2 separate regions of the Homo sapiens genome follow, and region 2 is linked to region 1. A link is an interaction called in ENCODE POLR2A ChIA-PET data of the cell type or tissue named here. Cell type or tissue: OCI-LY7. All regions are shown on one strand. Links, peaks and the distances in the headings refer to the core of each region. The heading gives the core; the rest is flanking DNA.

Evidence for each region. ChIA-PET counts read pairs that join two places held together with the same protein. Peaks named below come from ENCODE experiments on the same cell type or tissue, not always from the same donor. Only the 100,000 strongest peaks of a DNase experiment are listed, where the experiment ranks them.
Region 2: POLR2A ChIA-PET joins it to region 1 with 21 read pairs; 2 of 35 experiments call an interaction of 5 or more read pairs at or near these places.

What each region holds. Positions count from the first base shown.
Region 1 is chr7:22,450,610-22,453,536 of GRCh38, reverse strand. All of the region lies in intron 4 of STEAP1B (STEAP family member 1B), which reads left to right. Among named protein-coding and RNA genes, the nearest start is that of STEAP1B, 48 kb to the left of the region's middle. In OCI-LY7, for the core only: CTCF peaks have their summits at 163 and 1,126 (motif pointing right); DNase peaks (open chromatin) are centred at 186 and 1,136; H3K4me3 peaks cover 1,300 bases; H3K27ac peaks cover 1,710 bases.
Region 2 is chr7:22,161,244-22,164,170 of GRCh38, reverse strand. RAPGEF5 (Rap guanine nucleotide exchange factor 5) reads left to right here. Exons shown (of 26, transcript NM_012294.5): 13 at 1,630-1,774. Among named protein-coding and RNA genes, the nearest start is that of RAPGEF5, 190 kb to the left of the region's middle. In OCI-LY7, for the core only: no CTCF peak of the experiment used is centred there; no DNase peak of the experiment used is centred there.

The DNA.
Region 1 (2,927 bases), core at 90-2,589:
ACAGAAAAGAGCTTCAGGTACAGAGCTGTGTAGACTAGAGCTGCCCTAACAGATTCCCTTGGTCCTTTCCATCTCAACGACATGAATATGGTACTTTACAACCTCCCTGAGGCCAATGACTGCAAAGGGGTCTCTGTAGAGTTCAGGGGGAAATGCTGAGGGAGGCAGTAAGAAACTGAGTGATTTTTCTCATGCACATAGCACAGTTGGTGCTGGAAATGGAAATGCCTCAGCCTTCTACCCTAAGCCAGTGTACTTTCTGCACATCATGAGACCTTTCAGAAGGCTTCTTTCTAAAGATGGTTGAGATGGGTAATGGAGTGTTTTATAGACTATGGCAGAGAGTTTCATACGAGGAAAGCCAACAGAATGATTTTTGAAATAAAATCCTGTCGCAGTTGGTTGGCACTGACACGAATTTTTTAAAATAATGTCTTCCTGACTGCAGTGAGAAAGACTGCAGGGGAGTTGGTGGAAGGGGGAACATGTGCCAATCTGGGGGCTGTATGAAATTGTTTCACTTCAAAACAGAGCAGAAATATGAGAAATCAAAATAGTTTATCCCCTGTTCCCTGCCTTCCTACTCTTCTTGGGCAGGATTCAAAGGAGAAAAAGCTCAGCAAAAAAGCAATCTCCAGGGACTGGTATTGGGATTAGCAACTGCCAGGAAGACAAATAATTCTCACCTTAGAAATCCTGGTTGTTCTTCCTGAACACGTGAGAAAACGGGCTCCCTGTGCTTGCATAGAAAAGTGAAGATTTCTCGAGCTTGGGGTAAGATTCTCAGCCCTGGGCATCACTGCAAGGGAACCATGTAGTTCCTGCTTACTCTGCAGTTTTTACCCCGAGACTGAAGGAGTTCGCTCAGGACCCAGCCTATCAATCTATTGATTTGGGGAGAGGAGAGAGTAAAAGTCATTTATCCTTTCTCTGTAATCCTTTAACTGTACTTTTCTCTTGACGTTTGTTCCAGTTGTTAATTTATTGCCTTGCAGCTCCAAACCGTCCTTTTTGTCTTGCTTTGTGATCCTGAAGCTAGAATCTGCACATTACCGCATTACCGGCTCTTCTTTGACCGGCGGGTTTGGGTTTGGTGTATGGCGCGGGGAGGGGGGGGATTGTCTGCCAATAGAGGGCGCTGCAGGGAGCCTGCAAAGCTGAAAGGAAGGGAGGGGTCACTTTCTTTCCGTTTCTCACACAAATATGAGCAAATTGGAGTGTGGAGGGTCTCAGGAGCGTTCATTTCAGTGGTGACAGTTCTCAGGGTGCTGTGACGAGCACCCTCTGGCAGCCTGTTTCTTCTTTCCTGCAGTAGCCACGCCCTCGCTTCCAGAGTCTTTCCTTACTTACCTTTCCCTCAGTCAAGGGTGGTAGCAGCCTTCTGTAATTTCTACCTCAATTATATCTTAAACTTTTCCTTTATGCTTTTTAGGAGTTAATCATCCTTTGTCTGGTTATCAGTTCTTTATACTGGATTTCCCCTGTTTAAATTACTAATGAATCCCAGTGAAGAAAAGCCTGGGACCCAATGGCTTCACTGCTGAATTCTACCAAACATTTAAAGAACCACTAATACCAATCCTACTCAAACTAATGCAAAAAATAGAGAAGGAGTGTACTTCCAAACTCGTTCTAAGAGGCCAGTATTACTCTGATACTAAAACCAGACAAAGATACATTTTTAAAAAACCACAAAACACTACAGGCCAATACCTATGAATATTGCTGCAAAAATCCTCAACAAAATAATAGCAAACCAAATTCAACAATATATTAGAAAAATCATTTGTCATGACCAAGTGGGATTTATCCCTGGGATGCAAGGATTGTTCAACATACACAAATCAATCAATATGATACATCAACAGAATGAAGGATAAAAACCATATCATTTCAATTGATGCTGAAAAATTATTTGATAAAATTCAACATGCCTTCACGATAAAAGTCCTCAAAATACTGGAGATAAAATATACCTCAACATAAAAAAAGCCACGTGACAGACCAACAGCTATATTATATTAAATGGGGAAAAACAAAACCTTTTCTCTAAGATCTGGAACATGACAAGGATGCCCACTTTCATCACTGTTATTCAACGTCATACTGGAAGTCCTAGCTAGAGCAATCGGATAAAGAAAGGGCATCCAAATTGGAAAGACAAAAGTCAAACTATCCTTGTTTGCAGATGATGTGATCTTTTATTTGGAAAAACCTAAAGACTTCACAAAAAAAAAACTATTAAAACTGATAAATTCAGTAAAGCTGTAGGATACAAAATCAACATACAAAATGCCAACAATGAACAATCTGAAAAAGTAATTTTCTTTTCTTTTTTTTTTTTGAGACAGAATCTCTGTCGCCCATGCTGGAGTACAGTGACGCAATCTCAGCTCACTGCAATCTCTGCCTCCTGGGTTTAAACAATTCTTGTGCCTCAGCCTCCTGAGTAGCTGGGATTACAGGTATGTGCCACCACACCTGGCTAATTTTTTTGCATTTGTAGTGGAGACAAGGTTTCACCATGTTAGCCAGGCTGGTCTTGAACTCCTGACCTCAGGTGATCTGCCTACCTTGGCCTCCCAAAGTGCTGGGATTGCAAGCATGAGCCACTGTGCCGGGCCCCCATTTTCAGTAGTCACAAAATTAAATATCTAGGAATTAACCAAAGAAGTGAAAGATCTTTATAATGAAAACTGTAAAACACTGATGAAAGAAATTGAGGAGGACACCCCAAAATAGAAAAATATTCAATGTTCATGGATAGGAATAATCAATATTGTTAAAATGTCCATACTACCCAAAGCAGTGTACAGATTTAATTTAATCTCTATCAAAATACCAATGACATTCTTCACAGAAATAGAAATAAACTAAAATTTATATGGAACCACAAAAGACCCATGGCCAAAGCCATCCTAAGCAAA
Region 2 (2,927 bases), core at 166-2,665, 290 kb after region 1:
GTAGAGATGAGGTCTCACTTTCTTTCCTGGGCTGGCCTTAAACTCCTGGGCTCAAGCAATCCTCCTGCCTCAGCCTCCCAAAGCGCTGGGATTATAGGCATCAGCCACCATGGTTGGCCTAGATAAATTGTTATTATATTTTGCCTTTCAAGAGAAAAACTAAAAGAAATAGAAACAGATTTTTTTTGTGTTTGCCTGAGTTTATTTCACAGGTGGAAATCAAAGATGGTCTTAATGTATTTTTGCAGGATGGGGAGACATTGACTAAATTATATTTTAAAATATTAGCAAAGCCTGAAATAAAGTTTATTCCAATTTTGCAATTGTATATTAGTGTTAAAGAATATATAATGCTGTCCAACAACCCTCAAGTGTTTGATGTCATAGCATTCCCTATTCCTAGTCATCTTTTTAATGTGTCCAAGACACTCAGCTTATCATTTTGGAGACAACAAGAATAGATTGGTTTAGAATATGCCAAGCTGCTGTTGCATTCCTAGTCATTTAAACACTTTGCCTTTGAGGTTGTTATTTTTATGTAATTTTAACAGCATAATTTACATATGGTCATCGTGTATAAATTAGGAAATGCTAATAAGTACAATAAAAATAATTCATATGCTCTAAAATCTCATTACCTTGAGAAACCACTGTTAACTATTCAGTATATATCCCTCCAGATAGTGACATTAATCATATAAATAAACATTGTTAACAGAAGTAGATCGTCCTAACATATTCTTTTCTTACTTGCTTTTCTACTCAACAATACATTGTGCATATTCTCTGTCAGTAAATGTACTGCTGGGCCATCATTTTTCTGGCTGCTGAATAGTCCGTTAAATGCATATATAATAACTTAGTCAACTGTTCTCAGTTGCTGAGGCATTTAGGTTATTTCCTTTTTTTATTTTAAATGAAATAATTTTCATTTTATTTTAAAATGAAATAATTTTCATTTTATTTTAAAATGAAATAATTTTCATTTTATTTTAAAATGAAATAATTTTCATTTTATTTTAAAATGAAATAATTTTCATTTTATTTTAAAATGAAAATTAGCAGTCCCTTTTACCTCTGTGTTCACACATGTATCCAATGTTTTCAAGTAAGTTCCTAGGAGTGGGCATTTGAATCATGTTACAAATTCTGTTGCAGAAATCTATACTCATTTGGAACTACTTTAGAAGCACCTGGTTTTACAGAATGTGAATTTCTGAGGACTAGACAGCATCTGGCCTCATTCTGACCTAAAATGTATTGAAATAGTATTCACCTGTGTAGTGAGGCTAGCTCTCTTCTTAGAGTCACTGTTGAAATTAATGGACCACCTAGTATCTCCTTGGGCTGGCATTAACTGCATGTTGCCTATGAAACCATGTCAGCAGCTGTCAGTGAAATGGTCCAACCCTTCACTTCCTGGCTGCCTACCGAGTATACTTCAGTCATTTTCCTCAGTTTACTTTTGCTCTTCTCAGTGCACACCTTTTGCTCTCCCTACGCATATTCTATTCTTCCTGCATGTTTATACACTTGTATGCCTTCACATATTTTGTAAAAATAAGAGTAAATGGATGTCTTCATATTTTAAAATTTTCAACAATATAATTTTTTCTTAACCATTTGCACCTATTCTGCTAAGAAGTATCAAGGCAAAGAGGAAAACTCAGACGTTCCGCGTAGGAAACGTAAAGTCTTGCATCTTGTTTCCCAGTGGATTGCTCTGTACAAAGACTGGTTACCTGAAGATGAACATTCAAAAATGTTTTTAAAGGTAATCAAACATTTCCAGATATTCTTTGATGCCAAATAACTGATTCTATTTTTAGTTATGCATTTTAAAAATCTCATTTGTAGGTAACAGTCATTCAGCTTTCTTGTGATAGTCAAGTTGTGATTCAGAGAATATTTAAGTTTATTTTGACTTCTGAAGCTTGATATTCTCTATCTAAAAAGTCATGGAAATTTTGATTGCTAATGAAATAATTAAGGAAGGTAAATCAAAACATTCAAAATTTGATATAGCTTAATATGTTGATATTCATTATAAGTTTAAAGTAACCAGTCCTCTATATGTAATATTTGCATAAAACATTATTTATCATTTAAAAACTATATTGACAATGTATGTTCTTTGAAACATTTGTCAGACATGGTATACTTTGAGAATTTTAAGCAATAATTTGTAAAATAGATATAATCTAGTTTTACATTTAGAGTGAGACAAACTGATTTATTTTTTCTAATTAATAGGCTTCAATATCTTTTCAACACAGATGATTATCTGGAGAGATGATTAGTAAGACAGTTGGATTCCTTTGGCCACCAAAATCATATTAAGTCTGCAGGTTAGGACAGAGAAGGAATACAATGGAATTCTAGCAAGGAAGAGTTCTAGTTCAGAGTAGGCAACTGCCTAAATAGACTCAGCCTTTCATGAAGGAAACTACTTTGAATTCAACATTCAGTTGTCATTTAGGCATCCAGTTAAAAACGAGTCTAACCAACTCTTTAAACTCATGTTGTTTGCAAAGCAACTGCTTAATTTAATTCAATTGACTTTTTTCTCCCAAATGATTATGTGGAATTGTGTGTGTGTGTGTGTGTGTGTGTGTGTGTGTGTGTGTGTGTGTTGAGACAGGGTCTTGCTCTGCTACCCAGGCTGCAGTGCAGTGACGCAGTCATAGTTCACTGCAACCTCAAACTCTTGAGCTTGAGAGATCCTTGCACTTCACCCTCCTGACTATCTGGGACTAAAGGCATGCACTACCACACTCAGCTAATTTTTTCTTTTTAGTAGAGATAGAGTCTTGCTTTGTTGCCCAGGCTGGTCTCGTACTCAGCTCAAGCAGTTCTCCCTACTCAGCCTCCCAAAGTGTTGGGATTTACAGCCTGAGCCACCACACCCAACCTATATTATTACTATT